2 separate regions of the Homo sapiens genome follow, and region 1 is linked to region 2. Evidence: chromatin loops called from intact Hi-C (ENCODE). Cell type or tissue: heart left ventricle. All regions are shown on one strand. Links, peaks and the distances in the headings refer to the core of each region. The heading gives the core; the rest is flanking DNA. Region 1 overlaps PATJ (PATJ crumbs cell polarity complex component). Region 2 overlaps PATJ (PATJ crumbs cell polarity complex component).

Region 1 (10,666 bases), core at 3,480-5,979, 180 kb before region 2:
AGCTACTCAGGAGGCTGAGGCAGGAGAATTGCTTAAACCCAGGAGGCAGAGGTTGCAGTGAGCTGAGATTGCACCATTGCATTCCAGTCTGGGTAACAAGAGCGAAACTCTGTCTCAAAAAAAAAAAAAAAAAAAAAAAAAAAAATCTAATGGTCTGAAGAAGTGTGAAGCACTTGGAGTAAAATTCGAAAAGGGCAAACTGACTTCCAGCCACATTGCCACCTAGTGGCACACACCTCAAATGCCACCTGGAAAACCACTCCACTTCCAGGATTTTATAAAGGAATTTTAGTATCCTCTAACTTCAAGCCTATGTTAGTACAATGAAAGTAATAAGATACCACTTAGTATTTATCATTTGCAACATCCTGTATTTATTAGACACTTTACATCACACTTCATCTAATCCTCAGAGCAACCTTTTTAAGAAAGGAGCTCCACAGTCCCTGTTTTAGAGGAATAGAAGGTGAGACTTTAGTAAAAGGATTCAAACTCACGACTTTCTGACACTACAGCCTACCTCTCCTACCTAACTTGGGCTAGGTGTTCATTTCAACTTTCAAACCTTGGGTCTTTGTCCTTTTCCTGCAGTTTATCACTGTCTTCATGGCATTAATTTGGCTTTTTTTTTTTTTTTTTTTTTTTGAGACGGAGTCTCGCTCTGTCACCCAGGATGGAGTGCAGTGGCGCGATCTCATCTCATTGCAACCTCTGCCTCCCGAGTTCAAGCAATTCTCCTGCCTCAGCCTCCTGAGTAGCTGGGATTACAGGTATGCATTACCATGCCTGGCTTATTTTTGTATTTTTAGTAGAGGGGGTTTCACCACGTTGGCCAGGCTGGTCTTGAACTCCTGACCTGAAGCGATCCCCCCCACCTCGGCCTCCCAAAGTGCTGGGATTACAGGCGTGAGCCACCACACCTGGCCTAAGCATTAGTTGGCTTTTTATTTGCAAACCCTGGAGACTACTTTTCTTACCCCTGGCTGCATATTAGAATCACCTGAGAAATTTTAAAATCATCTGATGTCCATGCCATATCCCAGAAAAATTAAATCTGAACCTCTGGGGTGGGGCCCAGGAACAGGTATTAAAATCAGTGATTTTATTATGCAACTAAGGTAAAGACCTAATAGCAGATCATTCCTTTAGTGATACTCACATAGGCCATGACGCGCCTGCTCTGCACCCTCAATGACACACCTTTTCCATTTCCAACCCTGGGTAAGCCATCCGTCTTCCTCCCCTCCTGGAATTTTTCTGGACTACATTGGTAACTGTGCTGATTTGTTCCCCTATTAGTTCATGTCCTTCAGCTTGATTGGAATGGCTCAGCAACTCCATGTGGGCAGCACTGAGGAGGTATCTGCTCTGGGCGAGGCCTGCGCCCGAGGCACAGACACAGATTTCTCCAGCTTTGGAGAACCATGGTCTGGAAGGACATCAACACCCAGGCACTCCCTATTCTTCGATGGAGAGTTTCTAAACAAAGGATTTTCCAATATTTATAAAGAAAAGAGGCCGGGCGTGGTGGCTCACACCAGTAATCCCAGCACTTTGGGAGGCTGAGGCGGGCGGATCACCTAAGGTCAGGAGTTTGAGACCAGGCTGACCAACATGGTGAAACCCCGTCTCTACTAAAAATACAAAATTAGCTGGGCGTGGTGGCACATGCCTGTAATCCCAGCTACTCGGGAGGCTGAGGCAGGAGAATCGCTTGAACCTGGGAGATGGAAGTTGCAGCGAGCCAGGATCACGCCATTGCACTCCAGCCTGGGCAACAAGAGCAAAACTCAGTCTCAAAAAGTAAAAAGAAAAAAAAAAAAAAAAAAAGAGAGGGCTGGGTGCGATGGCTCACACCTGTAATCCCAGCACTTTGGGAGGCTGAGGTGGGACAGTCTCTTGAGTGCAGGCCAATAATGAGACCTTGTCTCTCTCTTAAAAAAAAAAAAAAAAAAAGACGAGAGTACGGTGAGAAGGGTGTTTCAGATGAAGAGAATAACGTGGGGAGACCTTTTTCATCCCTAAATAATGCTCTACTCCACTGGGTCTGAGGCATGGGATCTGAATTAGCAGCATCACCAATACCTAGGAGCTTGTTAGAAGAAATGCAAAATTGGCTGGGCACGGTGGCTCACACCTGTAATCTCAGCACTGTGGGAGGCCAAGGCAGGCGGATCACCTGAGGTCAGGAGTTTGAGACCAGCCTGGCCAACATGGTGAAACCCTGTCTCTACTAAAATACAAAAATTAGCCGGGCATGGTGGTGGGTGCCTGTGGTCCCAGCTACTGGGGAGGCTGATGCAGGAGAATTGCTTGAACCCAGGAGGTGGAGGCTCAGTGGAGCCGAGATTGTGCCACTGCACTCCAGCCTGGGCTTCAGAGCGCAACTCTGTCTCAAAAAAAAAAAAAAAAAAAGCAAATTCTTGAATCCCACTCCACTCCTGCAAAATCAGAAAGGCTGGGGGAGCCCTCCAGGTGTTTCCAGAGCGTGCTAAAGTTTGAGAAGCACCATTCTACTCAAATCTGTTTAGCTGCTTTTCAAACAGACCTATATTCTTGGTTCTTTTCTATTCTTTTTTCTCGAGACGGTGTCTCACTCTCGACTAGGCTGGACAGCAGTGGTGCAATCTCGGCTACTGCAACCTCTACTCTCCGGGTTCAAGCTGTTCTCCTGCCTCAGCCTCCCAAGTAGCTGGGACTACAGGCATGTGCCAACACACCCGGCTAATTTTTGTATTTTCAGTAGAGATGGGATTTCACCATGTTGGCCAGGCTGGTCTCAAACTCCTGACCTCAGGTGATCCACCTGCCTTGGCCTCCCAAAATGCTGGGATTACAGGTATGAGCCACCACGCCTGGCCATATTCTATTTTTTCTAAATATTTCTTTTTTGTGTGTACATAATAAAAAATGAAATAGTACAGTACATGATAAAAAAAATTCAACACTTGCCCTCCCTAGAAGCACATTGAACTTTTCTCTTTTTAATTCTAAAGAATAAGCTAAATAATATTCTTATATGCCTATTTTGAAATGTACTATCTTGGTGTCCACTGACTCCCTACTCTAAGAGATGAAAATTTAGCTCGCCAAACTCTTCCACTTAACTGTTACATCATTTCTAAGTTCTACTTGTTTCCTGTGTTTTAAAAATCTACTCAATCCTCTGTAGTTCTAATACTTTCCAACAACTTTTTACCTCAATTAAAAAAAAATCACACCTATTCACTTACTTATGTAATTTTTTTTTTTTAATTTTGAGACAGGGTCTCACTGTCATCCAGGCCGGAGTGCAGTGGCACGATCTTGGCTCACTGCAACCTCTGCCCCCCGGGCTCAAGCAATCCTCCCACCCCAGCCTCGCCAGTAGCTGGGACTACAAGTGCATGCCACTATGCACGACTAATTTTTGTATTTTTTTGTAGAGACGGGGTCTCACCATGTTGCCCAAGCTGGTCTCAAACTTCTGGGCTCAAGCGATCTGCCAGCCTCGACCTCCCAAATTGCTGGGATTATAGGTGTGAACCACTGCACCCGGCCCATTTATATAATTTAAAAAGTCAAAATGATTCTATAGTATTTAATGAAAGAGTCCTTGCTCCTTTACCCCCATTACAGATTCTTACTCCCTAAAAGCAACTACTTTCAGCTGTTTCTCCTAGTATTTGCTTCCATATTCACGTTGCCCAGGCCAGAATGCAGTGGCGAGATCTTGGCTCACTACAACCTCTGCCCCTGGGGTTCAAGCGATTCTCCCGCCTCAGCCTCCTGAGCAGCCAGGATTACAGAGGTGCACCGCCAATCCGGCTACTTTTTTGTATTTTTAGTAGAGACAAGGTTTCTCTATGTTGGCCAGGCTGTGCTTCCATATTCTTAAATAACAGTTTTACTTCTATTTCTTGATTTTAAAATTTTTGATATCTAATCACTTCTTATTGTGGAAGATAAAGATTTAACTCACATTTTCCTTCTACCAAAACACCACAAATCCCCATGCTACTAATAATTCATTCAGCTGGGCGTGGTGGCTCATGCCTGTACTCCCAGAACTTTGGGAGGCCAAGGCGGGCAGATCACTTGAGGTCAGGAGTTTGAGACCAGCCTGGCCAACATGGTGAAATCCCATCTCTACTGAAAATATAAAATTAGCCAGGTATGGTGGTGCATGCTTGTAGTCCCAGCTACTTGGGAGGCTGAGGCAGGAGACTTGCTTGAACCCGGGAGGGGGAGGTTGCAGTGCACTCCAGCCTAGACAACAGAGCGAGACTCCATCTCAAAAAAAAAAAAATAATAATTCATTCATCCTAATATTTGGTTATATTGGTTTTTATTATTATGACATTATAGTTAAATAATGTTATTATTTACTTATTTAGAGCTGGGATCTCACTCTGTCACCCAAGCTGAGTGCAGTGCTATAATCATAGCTCACTGCAGCCTCAAACTCTTGGGCTCAAGTGATCTTCCTGCCTCATCCTCCGAGCAGCTAGTTTCTATGTGCCTTTTTTTTTTGAGACGGAGTCTGACTCTTGTAGCCCATGCTGGGGTGCAATGGGGTGATCTTGGCTCATTGCAACCTCCGCCTCCTGAGTTCAAGCAATTCTCCTGCCTTAGCCTCCTGAGTAGCTGGGATTACAGGCATGCGCTACCACACCTGGCTAATTGTGTCTTCTTATTTATTTGTGAGGAAGACAGAGCTGAACAAATTATATCCATGTGTGAAAATATCAATAATACTAGATTTTGCTAAGGGAGAGAGACTTTTTTCTGGTCAGTTACCATTTGAAGTAGGATCCTCCTAAGGTCTTTGTAATTCAAGGTCCTGGGCTCAGCACTGAAGAGCTGCACTGTACTGCCTCTAGGGGTCAGCATAACGTGAAGGATGAGCAAGCACAGCCACCCATTTCAGAAAGCAAAGGATTTGTAGGGTGGAGGAAGCAATGCAGTTAACTGTGTAGGTTTCCACTGAAAGTGAGGACCAGGAGTTGAGGGGAAGCAGATTCTATGCCCAGTCCGCACAGTGTTTTGGTTTGTGTTCAATAGAAAATCAGGGACCCAAATAATTTAATAATATTTGGCCTATCACATAAACTCCCTTGAAATTAATGACAGGATTTTCTTTTCTTTCTTTTAAAATTTTAACTTAAAGACTAGTGTGATAGTAAACTGACAGGATTTTCATTATACCCCTCATACATACTGAAAGCCACTTACTTTTTAAATGTCTGGACACTTTGGACTTACACCACAGAGATGTAAAACACCACAAATTGCTTCTCCCAAATGTAATGGTTTTTCTTTTTTTCTTTTGAGACGGAGTCTTGCTCTGTCGCCCAGGATGGAGTGCAGTGGTGCCATCTCGTCTCACTGCAAGCTCTGCCTCCCAGGTTCACGCCATTCTCCTGCCTCAGCCTCCCCAGTAGCTGGGACTATAGGCGCCCGCCACCATGCCCGGCTAATTTTTTGTATTTTTAGTAGAGATGGGGTTTCACCATGTTAGCCAGGATGGTCTCAATCTCTTGACCTCGTGATCCGCCCGCCTCAGCCTCCCAAAGTGCTGGGATTACAGGTGTGAGCCACCGTGCCCAGCAGTTTTTCTTTTTTTCTAATTTTTATTTTTTATTATTAAAATTAAATTTTTATTTTTATTTTTTTTGTAGAGATGGGGTATCATACCATGTTGCCCAGGCTGGTCTCAAAACTCCTGGGCTCAAGCAATTCTCCTGCCTTGGCCTCCCAGAGTGTTGGGATTATAGGCGTGAGCCACTATGCCCAGCTATGTAATGGTTTTTCAATTTGAACTTCCTATATGATTTTTATTTATTTTGAGCCAGGGTCTCACTCTGCTGCCCAGGCAGGAATGCAGTGGCACAATACTGGCTCACTGTAGCCTCCAACTCTTGGGCTCAAGCCATCCTCCTGCTTCAGTCTCTTGAGTAGCTAAGACTACAGGCACACACCACCATGCCGGGCTAACTTTTTAACTTTTTTGTAGAGACGGGATCTTGCTATGGCCTAGGCTGGTCTTGTACTGCTGGCCTCAAGTGATCCTCCTGCTTCAGCCTCCCAAAGTGCTGGGACTATAGGTGTGAGCCACTGCACTCAGCCCAAACTTCTTATTTTAAGGCTAGAATGATGAGTGGCTGGCTGGCCCTCTCTCTAAGGTAGTAAGTGGTGGGCTTTATTCTTTATACCTATAAACTAATTTATTTTATTTTATTTTTGAGACAGTCTCACTCTGTCACCCAGGCTGGAGTACAGTGGAGCAATCTTGGCTCACTGCAACCTCCTTCTCCCAGGTCCAAGTGATTCTCCTGCCTCATCCTCCTGTAGCTGAGATTACAGGCACCCACCACCATGCCTGGCTAATTTTTGTACTTTTAGCAGAGACGGGGTTTCACCATGTTGTCCAGGCTGGTCTCGAACTCCTGACCTCAGGTGATCCGCCCACCTCAGCCTCCCAAAGTGCTAGGATTACAGGCGTGGGCCACCGCGCCTAGCCACCTATAAACCACTTTATATTACCTCTGCAGACCTATGGTAAGCATACATTTCTGGGGAAACTCATTAATGAAACTCACTGCCAGTATGCTGCCTCTCAGTCACTGCATGGTGTCAATCTCAGAGACATCTGAAGGGCTAAAATATAAGCAGGGGTAATTAACAGCACACTTTGCTTTTACATCCTGGTATATTTCCTTGTGCCTCTGAACAATACAGCTGGGGACCACAGCTGATAAACAATTGTCTGCCTTGGTTGATGACTGCTACGCGTGACAATTTAACAGTGTTGGCAATCTATGCTAAAGGAAAAAGACCATTGTATTTTTCCTCTTCCTTTAAGGGGAAAAGAAGAAACAGCACTTGGGCAGTTCAGTAACAGTCTTTGGGCATAAGAAAAGAAATCATTTCTTATTCCTTACAAATTCTGATTTACAAAAGAACACTGGAAACTAAAAGCTGTGTTGATTTATCATGTGAAGCAGAGAGTAATTTTTCTCCCCTTGTTATGCTTTCATATAATCATGCTCACTACCTGTATGGGTGGCATTAAAGAATTTCTGAATAAAAATAATAATTTCTTGCTTTCAACCTTCGTAATTCACATCAGCAAGCACCCTGCTGGGTGGCGATGTCTACTGCCAGTGACGCTCAATCTTTTTTGCATGCCACTTATCTGCCTTGCACAGCTGCGTGCTCCGTTGATCGCAATACCTGCAGGATAATGCGCCCGTAGGCGTTCTTCAGCAGATTAACCACATCCGCGTGAGACAGCCCATCCAAAGGTTGCCCGTTAATGCTGACAATCCGATCTCCAACCTGGAAGTACAAAAATGACAGAAAATCACTATCATTAAGAAAAATTAAATTTGAGAAGAATGCTTAAAATTCTTTGCGAGTCCTATTTCCCATTTGTGGCTATTGTGAGGATTCTGCGTTACTACCGTGCATGCATGTTCAAGAAGCATGAGGAATTTTTTTGGCTTTCCCCAAATACAGACAAATCAGAGCAACAAGAAGGGGGTCACATTTGATTATTAAAAGGCACAGTAGGCCATTTTTGTATTTTGGTAATGGTGGTGTTTCATACAACCATTTGCCAGTAAAAGCGAAGTGTACACATCAACCGTTCAATAAAGTTCTAATGAGGAAGCCAAATATTTTCTGCTATATTTTTCTACTGAAGTTAAGATTAAGGGGCAACAAGGGGGAGAAATCATAAAAATGGTGATTCTTTTGATTGAGGGAAGACTCTAAGGTCAAATGTCTCTCAGTTGAGAGCTGATTTTGGGTGGAATGAGGTGCTTAAAAGGGTAAAGGAGGGTTTGCAAAGGGGCTGCAATTTCTTCTTTTATGGAGAAGCTTTGATACAAATAATAATATTTTTATGTGCCTGGGGACCTAATGAATTTCTAAAGGTATCAAGTTTATCTAATGCATCTTGCCCTCAGCCTGGGTCTCTGATGGCTACTGGAATTCCAACTTTAAACAAGGTGCCCAGGGCTGCAACTTCCTCTCCCACCCCAACACATATTGTTAGTCTTTCAACCAGTTCTCTCGTTTACTTTAAGCTTCTGTGTCCGTGCGGCCACTCCGCTAGCCTGAATCATGGCAATAAATACGGGGATATCTCCTAAGGGACTTCCTCTTCCTCCAGCAATACTGATTCCAAGGGCATCACTGAGCTCCTAAAAAAGGAAGAAAACATAATGCTTTTATATTTAATAAAGAGCCACAAACTGACTATCCCTAGATAGATAGCTGTTGGAACAAAATCCCTCCATGAGGTAGGAGGCCAGGATAACATAGGAGTTAAATGTGGAACCTTTGGAGTAGACAGCTCTAGCTCTTTTTTTTTCAGTTTCGCTCTTGTTATCCAGGCTGGAGTGCAATGGCACGATCTCAGGTCACTGCAACTTCCGCCTCCCAGGTTCAAGCGATTTTCCTGCCTCAGCCTCCTGAGTAGCTAGGATTACAAGTGCGCGCCACCACACTTGGCTAATTTTTTGTATTTTTAGTAGAGACAGGGCTTCACCATGTTGGCCAGGCAGGTCTCCAACTCCTGACCTCAGGTGATCCACCCGCCTTGGCCTCTCAGAGTGCTGGGATTACAGACGTGAACTACCCTACCCAGCCCCAGCTCTAGCTCTTAATTAGCTGTGGGGTCTTGGGGGAAGTTACTTAACCTTGTGAAAGTTGTCAGAATCAAAATGGAGTCATTTGTGTCAAAAAAAAAAAAAAATTCCTTACCAATAGAGCCCGGAAAGGCTATGAAGAAAGAGTTCTCAGGCTTGTATGCCTGATAACAAAAATTATCACAAAAGACTGCAAAAACCACAACCCTGCAGGAAGGACATCACAACCTTTCATAAAAAAATACTTCTACAAGTGCATCTGTCCAGCAGATGCCTGTCCAGCCTTGGGCTGTGTGTCACCCCTGTTATTAATCTTTGTAGCCAAGGATAATTATCTCAAAATAATTATATATTTCTCATTTTGTCCTCTAAAACCTTTTATTTTCCTTACCTCCCTGAATATGCACATAGTCTACTATGGCCCGCATATTCCCATTCCTGAATAAACTGGCCCGCATATTCCCATTCCTGAATAAACATCATTTTCCTTTAGAGAGCCTCTCTGTTTGTTATTTAGGCTGACTACCTCTTAAAGCCTCCATCTCTATGTATAAAATGAGAAGAATACTACATACCTGACAGTGTTGGTCTGAGCATTAAATGAGATAGTATGGCACTGTCATGGCCTACAGAAAAGGCTCAATAAAAGGCAATAGCAGGAGTAAATTAAACACACACACACACACACAACACCCTATGCAGCTCCTTAGTTTAGTGGCCAATTCCGATGCAGACTTGGCAAGTATGTTCTCATATGGTGTTTATGATTAAACTGCCACACATACTATGCTCTTCTGGGTGTGAACAAACACATTTGGCTTTAAAAGACTGCGTTAAAACAAAGGATCTGAGAGGACACCCACTGTAGTGACAACAGTTTGAAGACAGACATAAAATGTGGCTGAAAATGTTCCCCAAGACGGACTCTGGTGAAGAGACTTGGCTCTAGTCCAGTTTTTTCCCCACATTAGTATCATAGGGTTAATATTTTTAAAATCACTAAAAGAACAAATGACAAGTTCCAGTTCTGGCATGGCAGCACAGGCACGTGACAGCGTATCTCTCCTGCTGGTTACAATCAAGATGTCTAGTCAAAATGTAAAAAACAACTACCTGTGGCCTCTGAAACAAAAAGAAACCAAATAAAGTATGGTGGAGAGTCAAAACTTGGAGAAATGGCAGCAGCAGGGGAAGTTCCCAGTTTTATTTTTTTTCCTGGCAGCTGTACCCTGAAGGTGATTCCCAGTCAAGGAGCTGGAAAGGTACGGTGAATGCTAACATTCAGATAGAAATTCCATCCTTCTGGGCAGAAGAATCAAGAAAGAGGGAAAGAGAAGAAAAGCAGAGAAGAGGAAGCTGAAGAAAACGAATCCTCAATTCTGTTTGTGAACCCACAGAACTCTCAGGCTGCTTATGTGTGAGACAGACCCAAACCAGCATAGCAGAAGTTTAGAGGCTGGGTGTGGTGGCTCACTCCTGTAATCCCAGCATTTTGGGAGGATGAGGTGGGTGGAACACTCGAGGTCAGGAGTTTGAGACCAGCCAGGCCAGCATGGCGAAACCCTGTCTCTACTGAAAATACAAAAAATTAGCTGGATGTGGTGGCACGCACCTGTAATCCCAATTACCTGGGAGGCTGAGGGAGGAGAATGACTTGAACCTGGGAGGTGGAGGTTTCAGTGAGCCGAGATTGCACCACTGCACTCCAGCCTGGGTAACAGAGTGAGACTCTGTCTCAGGAAAAAAAAAGAAAGAAATTTATGCTTGGATCACGTGTGGTAGAATAGGGTAGGTAGGAGCAGGCTTTATTACAAAAGCCTGTAAAAACAAGTGGCTGAAATGACTAAGGAAATATAAAAGAATATTATTTTTGAAATCTTAGAGGAGAAATTTATGCAATAATGTTTTGGCTTTGTTTAAATCCATCATGATGTTTCCTTAATTTATCTATAATTATATATACTGTTGGTACATTTAACTTCCCCATCATAGGAACATTTGAGTTGCTACTCTGGTGGAAAAATACCGGG
Region 2 (10,666 bases), core at 3,948-6,447:
TCTCTTTGTCCAATGAGTGGATGTACAACATGAATTACCAAAAAAGAGAATAGCAATCAATTTGGCTTCACTAATGAAATGGATTACTTGAGAAGATGCATGAAGACACGAAAAATTAAAACTTCTTAAAAGTACAGGCTTTGTAGTCATCTAGACTTGATCTATAAAATAATAAGACTTCAAAAAACTCATAACATTATATGTGTTGAAGAAAACAATGTGTGTAAGGCATTTAGCACAGTGTCTAGAACCTAAGTATTCAAAAAAGTAAAGAAATAAACCTATAAATTTCATTTCAGTGTTCTCAAATGTAGCTACTTGGATTAGCTATCACTATAATTTCTATTTCAGAAAATAAATTCTTGAACTTAAAGTTTTAGAACTCTGTTACACATGTATCCCCTCTTGGCACAGATCATTGCTATCGTTTCCCTCCTACAAGCCAGGCTTGTAGCACTTCTTCTAGTAGACTCACAAGTCTGGAGCTTGGACTCCAAGCCACTCTCACCAACTTCATAAGCTCAGTCTCTTCCAGAGGGCCTTCCAGTGCATGTGTCTCTGCACCTATATATCTTTTTTCTTTTTAGAAATTTTATAAACTTCTTGAAGGCAAAGTTCATATTAGATACTGTATTTCTCCTCTTAACCTTAGGGCTGTATTAGGTTCCAAAAATGCTTAATGATGCATCACCACAGTAACTGCGGCTATGCTATACTTCCACCAACCAATGGATAAACCCCTCCAAGCATTCTATAAAAAGAGTTTTACTATCTAAAAATGGGAATAATAATACTAACATGGAATAGATGTATTCAAAATGTGCAATATGAATTCCTCACACTATACAAGGATCTTAAGAGTTTGGCATACCAGCCAGGCACAGTGGCTCACGCCTGTAATCCCAGCACTTTGGGAGGCCGAGGCTGGAGGATCATGAGGTCAGAAGATTGAGACCATCCTGGCTAACATGGTGAAACCCTGTCTCTACTAAAAATACAAAAAATGAGCCGGGCGTGGTGGCAGGCACCTGTAGTCCCAGCTACTCAGAAGGCTGAGGCAGGAGAATGCTGTGAACCCGGGAGGAGAAGTTTGCAGTGAGCCAAGATAGTGCCACTGCACTCCAGCCTGGGCAACAGAGCGAGACTCTGTCTCAAAAAAAAAAAAAAAACAATAGAGTTTGGCATATCATAAATGTAAGAAAAAGATAAAAGTAAATTGTTTAAAAAATACATATCTAAATATGTAAACATGATAGAAACTTAGGAGTGATATTTCTTACCTCCTGCCCCATTACATTCAGCAAAAAAGAGGCAGTCTCTGCAAGAAAGTAACTTTAACTGCTACTTAATTTTTGATATATTATTTTCTTAATTGAAATAACAATGCCCTCTCTTTGTTCAACATTGGATCAATTAAAATGATGAGTGTTTAACCTATACTTATATATATCAAACCTAAAATACTTTAAAGTGACATAAAACTACTGAAATCAAAGCAACATAAACCCATGTAAAATAATGTGTTTCCAAGCAAGAACAAAAGAAAAGGTAAATTCTCTACAGACCGAGGCCTCATCCTTTATTTATAATTCTACATATTACTTTTTGTAAAATATGCCAAAAAGAAACATGAAATAGAAACATGCTTTTAAAATTGACTGAATGCCAAAGCAGTGAACATAATATAAGATAGACTAAGTCATAAGACTACCAAAGTGTATTAAAATACTTTGGAGTTAAATGTGTATACATAAATAGAAGCTTTTAATAAATGTTGAAAATACTGATTATAGAAAATCAATCCTGATCATGAACACTGAAAAAGTAACTTACATATAACACATAAATATGTGTCCATTTATGAGACACTTTGATAGTTAACAGCCTTTCTAAAAGTGAGTTTATATATTAGTTCAACAAAGCGCAAAGGACACATAAATTCCTAATGACTAGATATACTTGACTCACTTTCTAGAAAACTGCAATGGGGATTTTCAAGGGTTCCACTGCGGTGTTTGGAGCCTGGACAGTGGCGACTTCAAGTCAGTGTGGTAGAGATTAAGAAAATGATCAGGGATGGCCAGTTATACTCAGGAGATTAAAGCATACATGTATTATAATCTGGAGAAATAGATTTTTAAAATCAAGAAATTTCCTAAAATAAAAGGAAAATGAATAAACTGCTCTGAAGAGTCTGAGGAAAAGCAGGCAGGATCCACAAATATCCAGGATGATCCCTATAAGTTGCCTTGTCAATACAAGTTTGAGAAGCAGTATTAAAAAGATGACAGACAACTGAAAGCAATTCCAACTGCAGAATGAAAAGAAACACAATATAGTCAGACAGTTGTCACTACAGGGAATCTGTGACGCATCCATTTAGGAGCTATAGCATTTCCTCCAAATCAAAATAACAGAATTGAATACTAGGTAGTTCAGGACCCCCACAGGGATATCTTCAGAAATTATATTTTAAACAAAAGTTCTTGCTCAATAGTTTTGACAGCATAGCCACAAATAAGGTTGGCTAGCTTAAATCAGGAATGCAGCAAATATTCTACTGTTGCAGTAGAAATAACCTAATTTGCGTGTGCACTGCTGAAAATAAAAAGAAAGGCTATAATGTCATGTCTAACTCTTGAGTTAACAATTGCCTCCCTTAGGCAATAATACTTATGCAAGAATACCCCTATTATGTCTCAATATTCCATTTTATTTAGATAAAAAGAAGCTCTGATTTTAAGAAATTAATTTTTTAAGTCAGGCAAAAGCATAAACTAAGAGTACTCTATTGCATGAAATTATATGGCCAATGTAGCAATGATTGCAAGAACCATTATGTTAACAAGGAAGTCAGTGGTAATACTTCCAAGAGCTGAGCCCCCACCCCTAACGAATTTAAATTTGTAGATTTAGATGAATGAGGCACCAAACACAACTAGCAAATAAAATAATTAATGTGTTATTTTACAATTTAGAAAAAGCAGCCTTTTGTTTACTACTATGAGTCCTTAGTGATATTCTGCTTTCATCTATAACAAAATGCTGAATGGTCAGTTTTTAAAATTAACCAGAATAACCTAGTTCTAACATAAATAGTCTTCCCTTTTTATTATGGTGAAGTCACAAGTAACAACAATAATGATAATAAATGTCCTGGAGGTCTACTTCTCAATTACAATTCTGAAAGGAGAGAATACAGCATGAACAGTGTTGAGAATCTTGGCAGTGAAACTACTGGTATATCTTTGACAGTCTGATTAAACTGCTCCACTTTTCAAAAACATCATAAGGACATTCAAACTACAGTGCACATGAAAGAAAATTGCAGGGGTTTGTTTCTAATGTACAATCACCTTGCACATGCATATGTGCCCTCGCTCTCTTACTTAAGAAAAATGCCTTGGCTTACCATTGTCTAAACCTTTAAAACCACATTCTGCACCAACACTAAAACAGCATCAGATTGCATTCCGAAAGAACCACAGATCACACAGGCAACAGAAATCTTACCTGGGAAACCCCCTTGGACCATTGTTGTGTTCCCTTCAGGGTATCTGCATTCCTGACAAATATCCAATGCTGGACGCAGCTCAAATCCTCACCACAGACTCCTCTCTCTTCTGACGACCTTGGGCCTATTTTTCTCTCTCTCTCTCTCTCTCTCTCTCAGATTTTGTTCTCTTTAAGGGCAACCTGTCAATCTATTTATATCAGGAAAAGCAATCAATTAAGCTAATTTCAAGCTAGTCCTCAAGCTAAACAGTCACCTCTGTCAGCAGGTGAAAGCTGCCTGGAAAACTATGCCGGAGAAGCAAAATCCCTGGTTTCCCACATCAGACCCTTGGATGCTTCACGCTGCTGACTGTGACACTCAGTTACCCTGCTCGCCTCAGGATAATAGCTCTATTTCAGAACAGGAGGCATTATAACCTCAACCATTTATTGTGGCCAGCTTCAATTAATATCATTTTAATGACCCAGCTTTCCTGCTGAGAAACGGTTCATCACATTAGTTACATCTTTCAAATGCAAATTAAAAGGAAACAGCAGTTGATTTTAGCCTGTCCAAAGTGAGGGGAACAGTCACCAACTTGCTCTCTCCTTAATGCTCCCAGCATTGAATCATGTTTATAACAAAGAAGCTGGTGAACCACACTGAGCATGTGGTATCTCTCCCCTAGCGAGATTCATTTGTATCTCAGTAACATTCTAAACGTGCAGTAAAGATTCTATTTAAGCAGTCAAGCCTTCAAGTTAGCTTTCAGGGGGGAAAAATATAAAAAAAAAATGTAGCTTCAGAAAACCCACTAGAAAAATGGTTGAGATTTCTTAAATTTCACTCAAAGTGCTACAGTGCACCCCCTACCCTACCCTACCCCCCACACACCTGAATACCATTATTTAACCAATTACAGTGACTTCAGAAGTATCTACCAATTATACAGTATAATCTTTCTTTGTAAAATGCAGAATAAAAAAATCATCTATGTGATCACTGTATCATATGAGTAATACTTAAAAAGTCAAGAATACCCAAAGAAAACTCAAATACTACTCAAAAGGTATTAAACAATACAATTTTTAATTTACAGTTATAATAAATACATCCAAATTATATCAAGCGCTGAAGCTGAGTTTTCAGAATAAAAAAAACAATAAAAAGCCAAGTTCATCAGTTTTCTCCAATTACAGAGCTAGAATACAAATTCTACTAAATAACTTTTTTTTTCCTTTTTTTTTTTTTAGACAGAGTTGCCCAGGCTGAAGTGCAGAGGTGCGCTTTTTAGACAGCTCTGTTGCCCAGGCTGAAGTGCAGAGGCGCGACCTTGGCTTACTGCAACTCCACCTCCCCGGTTCAAGCAATTCTCCTGCCTCAGATTCCGAGTAGCTGGGATTACAGGCATGTGCCACCAGGCCCAGCTAATTTTTGTATTTTTAGTAGAGATGGGGTTTCACCATGTTGACCAGGCTGGTCTTGAACTCTTGAGCTCAGGTGATCCGCCCGCCTGGGCCTCCCAAAGTGCTAGGTTTACAGGCATAAGACACTGTGTCAGCCTATTTTACTTAACTATGAAAAGCCCAAAAATGGATGATTGTGTAGGAAATGAGAAAAAGAATTTACATAAAACTAAAAAATGAAATCAGCCTTTATTTCTAACACTTTTCCATCCTATTTTGCATTGCCAAAAACAAACAAACAAAAAACAAAAAAAAGAACAAACATACTCAAATATTTGGTGAAATGAACATATAAATTTTGTTAAACACAGTTTGACGTGAACATTCTTAACATTCTTTAAATGCTTGGTAATAATTGCTGTTGATTGTAGTGACACCTATTGGCAAGGTAGAGATCAACTACAGAGTCCACAACGATACAAAAAATAGACAAAATTTTAAACCAAAAGAACTACTAGTTGCTCAATAAATCTTTATTACAAGTTTGCTTCATGCTAAAAACTGGCATGGCACACAGAGAAAGGCACTGGAAGGAAGTGCCTACATGTGGCCCTGAACATCAAATGAGAACCAGATTCTAGTGCTGGTTTCATCAGTAACTAATTTAGTGGTTTGGGGCAAATTAATCACTCTCTGTCTCAGCCTCCTCAACGTAAAATTAGATACCAAATGAGCTCTAAGGTTCTCAAACGCCATCACTGTCAAAAAAATACGTTGCTGTTGATTACTATACTTTTATTCCCTTATTTATTTATTTTTTAGGTGGAGTCTCGCTCTGTCACCCAAGCTGGAGTGCAGCAGCGTGATCTCGGCTCACCGCAACCTCCGCCTCCTGGGTTCAAGCGATTCTCCTGCCTCAACCTCCCCAGTAGCTGGGATTACAGGCACGTGCCACCACACCCAGCTAATGTTTTGTATTTTCAGTAGAGATGGGTTTCACCATGTTGGTCAGTCAGGCTGGTTTCGAACTCTTGACCTCAAGTAATCCGCCTGCCTTGGCCTCCCAAAGTGCTGGGATTACAGGCATGAGCCACCGTGCCTGGTCCCTTCTTTGCTTTTTTGAGACAGAGTCTCGCTCTGTCACCTAGGCTGGAGGGCAGTGGTGTGATCTTGGCTCACTGCAGCCTCTGCCAGGTTCATGTGATTCTCCTGCCTCAGCCTCCCAAGTAGCCAGTATTACAGGCATATGCCCCCATACCTGACTAATTTTTGTATTTGTAAAAAGACAGGGTTTCACCATGTTGAGCGGGCTGGTCTCGAACTCTTAACCTCAAGTGATCCACCTGCCTTGGCCTCCCAAAGTGCTGGGATTACAGGTGTGAGCTGCTGCACCTGGCCTATTCACTTCTTGGAAGTAATTTACAACCTGATCTCTCTTCTTTAATGTAGATCCTTTTATAATAACTTTTAACTCTCTTACGCATGTGATTCTTTAATTTAAAATTATATTTAACTTTGAAACATTTTTAAAAGTTTTACTGAGTATAATTTGCACACTATAAAATTCACTCACTGTAAATATACAATTCAATGATTTTTAGTATATTGGAGTTGTGCAACCATCACAACTATTTGGTTTTAGAACCTTCCCACTTCCCACCACCCCCCAAAAATTCCATCAAACCCAATCGCAACCCAGGCCTGCTTTCTCTCTATATAAATTTGTTTTTTATGGACAGTTTATGAAAATGGAACCATACAGTATGTAATGTTTTGCAGCAGGCTTCCTTTTTTTTTCTTTTTTTTTATTATTATACTTTAAGTTCTATGGTACACGTGCACAATGTACAGGTTTGTTACGTATATATACATGTGTCATGTTGTGCTGCACCCGTTAACTTGTCATTTACATTAGGTATATCTCCTAATGCAATCCCTCCCCGCTCCCCGCCGACCCCACAACAGACCCCAGTGTGTGATGTTCCCCACCCTGTGTCCAAGGGTTCTCACTGTTCAATTCCCACCTACGAGTGAGAACATGCAGTGTTTGGTTTTCTGTCCTTGTGATAGTTTGCTGAGAATGATGGTTTCCAGCTTCATCCATGTCCCTACAAATGACATGAACTTCTCCTTTTTTATGGCTGCATAGTATTCCATGGTGCATATGTGCCACATTTTTTTAATCCAGTCTATCACTGATGGACATTTGAGTTGGTTCCAAGTCTTTGCTATTGTGGATAGTGCCACAATAAACATACGTGTACAAGTGTCTTTATAGCAGCATGATTTATAGTCCTTTGGGTATATGCCCAGTAATGGGATGGCTGGGTCAAATGGTATTTCTAGTTCAAAATCCTTGAGGAATCACCACACTGTCTTCCACAATGGCTGAACTAGTTTACAGTCCCACCAACAGTGTAAAAGCATTCCCATTTCTCCACATCCTCTCCAGCACCTGTTGTTTCCTGACTTTTTAATGATTGCCATTCTAACTGGTGTGAGATGGTGTCTCATTGTGGTTTTGATTTGCATTTCTCTGATGGCCAGTGATGATGAGCATTTTTTCATGTGTCTGTTGGCTGCATAAATGTCTTCTTTTGAGAAGTGTCTGTCCATATCCTTTGCCCACTTTTTGATGGGGTTGTTTGATTTTTTCTTGTAAATTTGTTTGAGTTCATTGTAGATTCTGGATATTAGCCCTTTGTCAGATGGATAGATTGTAAAAATTTTCTCCCATTCTGTAGGATGCCTGTTCACTCTGATGGTAGTTTCTTTTGCTGTGTAGAAGCTCTTTAGTTTAATGAGATCCCATTTGTCAATTTTGGCTTTTGTTGCTATTGCTTTTGGTGTTTTAGACATGAAGTCCTTGTCCATGCCTATGTCCTGAATGGTATTGCCTAGGTTTTCTTCTAGGGTTTTTATGGTTTTAGGTCTAACATTTAAGTCTTTAATCCAACTTGAATTAATTTTTGTACAAGGTGTAAGGAAGGATCCAGTTTCAGCTTTCTACATATGGCTAGCCAGTTTTCCCAGCACCATTTATTAAATAGGGAATCCTTTCCCCATTTCATGTTTTTGTCAGGTTTGTCAAAGATCAGATGGTTGTAGATGTGTGGTATTATTTCTGAGGGCTGCTTCTATTCCATTGGTCTATATCTCTGTTTTGGTACCAGTACCATTCTGTTTTGGTTACTGTAGCCTTGTAGTACAGTTTGAAGTCAGGTAGCGAGATGACTCCAGCTTTGTTCTTTTTGCTTAGGATTGTTTTGGCAATGCGGGCTCTTTTTTGGTTCCATATGAACTTTAAAGTAGTTTTTTCCAATTCTGTGAAGAAAGTCATTGGTAGCCTCATGGGGATGGCATTCAATCTATAAATTACCTTGGGTAGTATGGCCATTTCCGTGATATTGATTCTCCCTATCCATGAGCATGGAATGTTCTTCCATTTGTTTGTATCGTCTTTTATTTTATTGAGCAGTGGTTTGTAGTTCTCCTTGAAGAGGTCCTTCACATCCCTTGTAAGTTGGATTCCTAGGTATTTTATTCTCTTTGTAGCAATTGTGAAGGGGAGTTCACTCATGATTTGGCTCTCTGTCCATTATTGGTGTATAAGAATGCTTGTGATTTTTGCACAGTGATTTTGTATCCTGAGACTTTGCTGAAGTTGCTTATCAGCTTAAGGAGATTTTGGGCTTAGATGATGGGGTTTTCTAAATATACAATCATGTCATCTGCAAACAGGGACAGTTTGACTTCCTCTCTTCCTAATTGAATATGCTTTATTTCTTTCTCCTGCCTGATTGCCCTGGCCAGAACTTCTAACACTATATTGAATAGGAGTGGTGAGAGAGGGCATCCCTGTCTTGTGCCAGTTTTCAAAGGGAATGCTTCCAGTTTTTGCCCATTCAGTACGATGTTGGCTGTGGGTTTGTCATAAATAGCTCTTATTATTTTGAGATACATCCCATCAATACCTAGTTTATTGAGAGTTTTTAGCATGAAGGGCTGTTGAATTTTGTCAAAGGCCTTTTCTGAATCTATTGAGATAATCATGTGGTTTTTGTCTTTGGTTCTGTTTATATGATGGATTACTTTTTTTGGTTTGCATATGTTGAACCAGCCTTGCATCCCAAGGATGAGGCCAACTTGATTGTGGTGGATAAGCTTTTTGATGTGCTGCTGGATTCGGTTTGCTGGTATTTTACTGAGGATTTCTGCATCGATGTTCATCAGGGATATTGGTCTAAAATTCTCTTTTTTTGTTGTGTCTCTGCCAGGCTTTGGTATCAGGATGATGTTGGCCACATAAAATGAATTAGGGAGGATTCCCTCTTTTTCTATGGATTGGAATAGTTTCAGAAGGAATGGTAGGAGCTCTTTTTTGTACCTCTGGTAGAATTCGGCTGTGAATCCGTCTGGTCCTGGACTTTGTTTGGTTGGTAGGCTATTAATTATTGCCTCAATTTCAGAACCTGTTATTAGTCTATTCAGAGAGTCAACTTCTTCCTGGTTTAGTCTTGGGAGGGTGTATGTGTCCAGGAATTTATCCATTTCTTCTAGATTTTCTAGTTTATTTGCATAGAGGTGTTTATAGTATTCTCTGATGGTAGTTTCTATTTCTGTGGGATTGGTGGTGATATCCCCTTTATCATTTTTTATTGCATCTCTTTGATTCTTCTCTCTTTTCTTCTTTATTAGTCTTGCTAGTGGTCTATCAATTTTGTTGATCTTTTCAAAAAATCAGCTCCTGGATTCACTGATTTTTTGAAGGGTTTTTTGTGTCTCTATCTCCTTCAGTTCTGCTCTGATCTTAGTTATTTCTTGCCTTCTGCTAGCTTTTGAATGTGTTTGCTCTTGCTTCTCTAGTTCTTTTCATTGTGATGTTAGGGTGTCAATTTTAGATCTTTCCTGCTTTCTCTTGTGGGCATTTAGTGCTATAAATTTCCCGCTACACACTGCTTTAAATATGTCCCAGAGATTCTGGTATGTTGCGTCTTTGTTCTCATTGGTTTCAAAGAACATCTTTATTTCTGCCTTCATTTCATTATGTACCCAGTAGTCATTCAGGAGCAGTTTGTTCAATTTCCATGCAGTTGAGCGGTTTTGAGTGAGTTTCTTAATCCTGAGTTCTAGTTTGATTGCACTGTGGTCTGAGAGACAGTTTGTTATGATTTCTGTTCTTTTGCATTTGCTGAGGAGTGCTTTACTTTCAACTATGTGGTCAATTTTGGAATAAGTGCGATGTGGTGCTGAGAAGAATGTATATTCTGTTGATTTGGGGTGGAGAGTTCTGTAGATGTCTATTAGGTCTGCTTGGTGCAGAACTGAGTTCAAGTCCTGGATATCCTTGTTAACTTTCTGTCTAATGTTGACAGTGGGGTGTTAAAGTCTCCCACTATTATTGTGTGGGAGTCTAAGTCTCTTTGTAGGTCTCTAAGGACTTGCTTTAGCAATCTGGGTGCTCCTATATTGGGTGCATATATATTTACGATAGTTAGCTCTTCTTGTTGAATTGATCCCTTTCCCATTATGTAATGGCCTTCTTTGTCTCTTCTGATATTTGTTGGTTTAAAGTCTGTTTTATCAGAGACTAGGATTGCAACCCCTGCTTTTTTTTTTGTTTTCCATTTGCTTGGTAGATCTTCCTCCATCCCTTTATTTTGAGCCTATGTGTGTCTCTGCACGTGAGATGGGTCTCCTGAACACAGCACACTGATGGGTCTTGACTCTTTATCCAATTTGCTAGTCTGTGTCTTTTAATTGG

Evidence for each region. Peaks named below come from ENCODE experiments on the same cell type or tissue, not always from the same donor. Only the 100,000 strongest peaks of a DNase experiment are listed, where the experiment ranks them.
Region 1: a loop joins it to region 2, with 3 times the contacts of the local background. A loop is called at or near these places in 11 of 110 quality-filtered maps.

The regions. Positions count from the first base shown.
Region 1 is chr1:62,125,495-62,136,160 of GRCh38, reverse strand. It overlaps PATJ (PATJ crumbs cell polarity complex component), which reads right to left. Exons shown (of 44, transcript NM_001350145.3): 40 at 8,067-8,189; 41 at 7,216-7,320. Among named protein-coding and RNA genes, the nearest start is that of MIR3116-2, 52 kb to the right of the region's middle. In heart left ventricle, for the core only: a CTCF peak has its summit at 4,863 (motif pointing right); no DNase peak of the experiment used is centred there.
Region 2 is chr1:61,945,259-61,955,924 of GRCh38, reverse strand. All of the region lies in intron 27 of PATJ (PATJ crumbs cell polarity complex component), which reads right to left. Among named protein-coding and RNA genes, the nearest start is that of MIR12132, 100 kb to the right of the region's middle. RefSeq lists a silencer at 4,914-5,208 and enhancers at 4,789-5,591, 5,592-6,395. In heart left ventricle, for the core only: a CTCF peak has its summit at 5,340 (motif pointing left); no DNase peak of the experiment used is centred there; H3K4me3 peaks cover 41 bases; H3K27ac peaks cover 1,163 bases.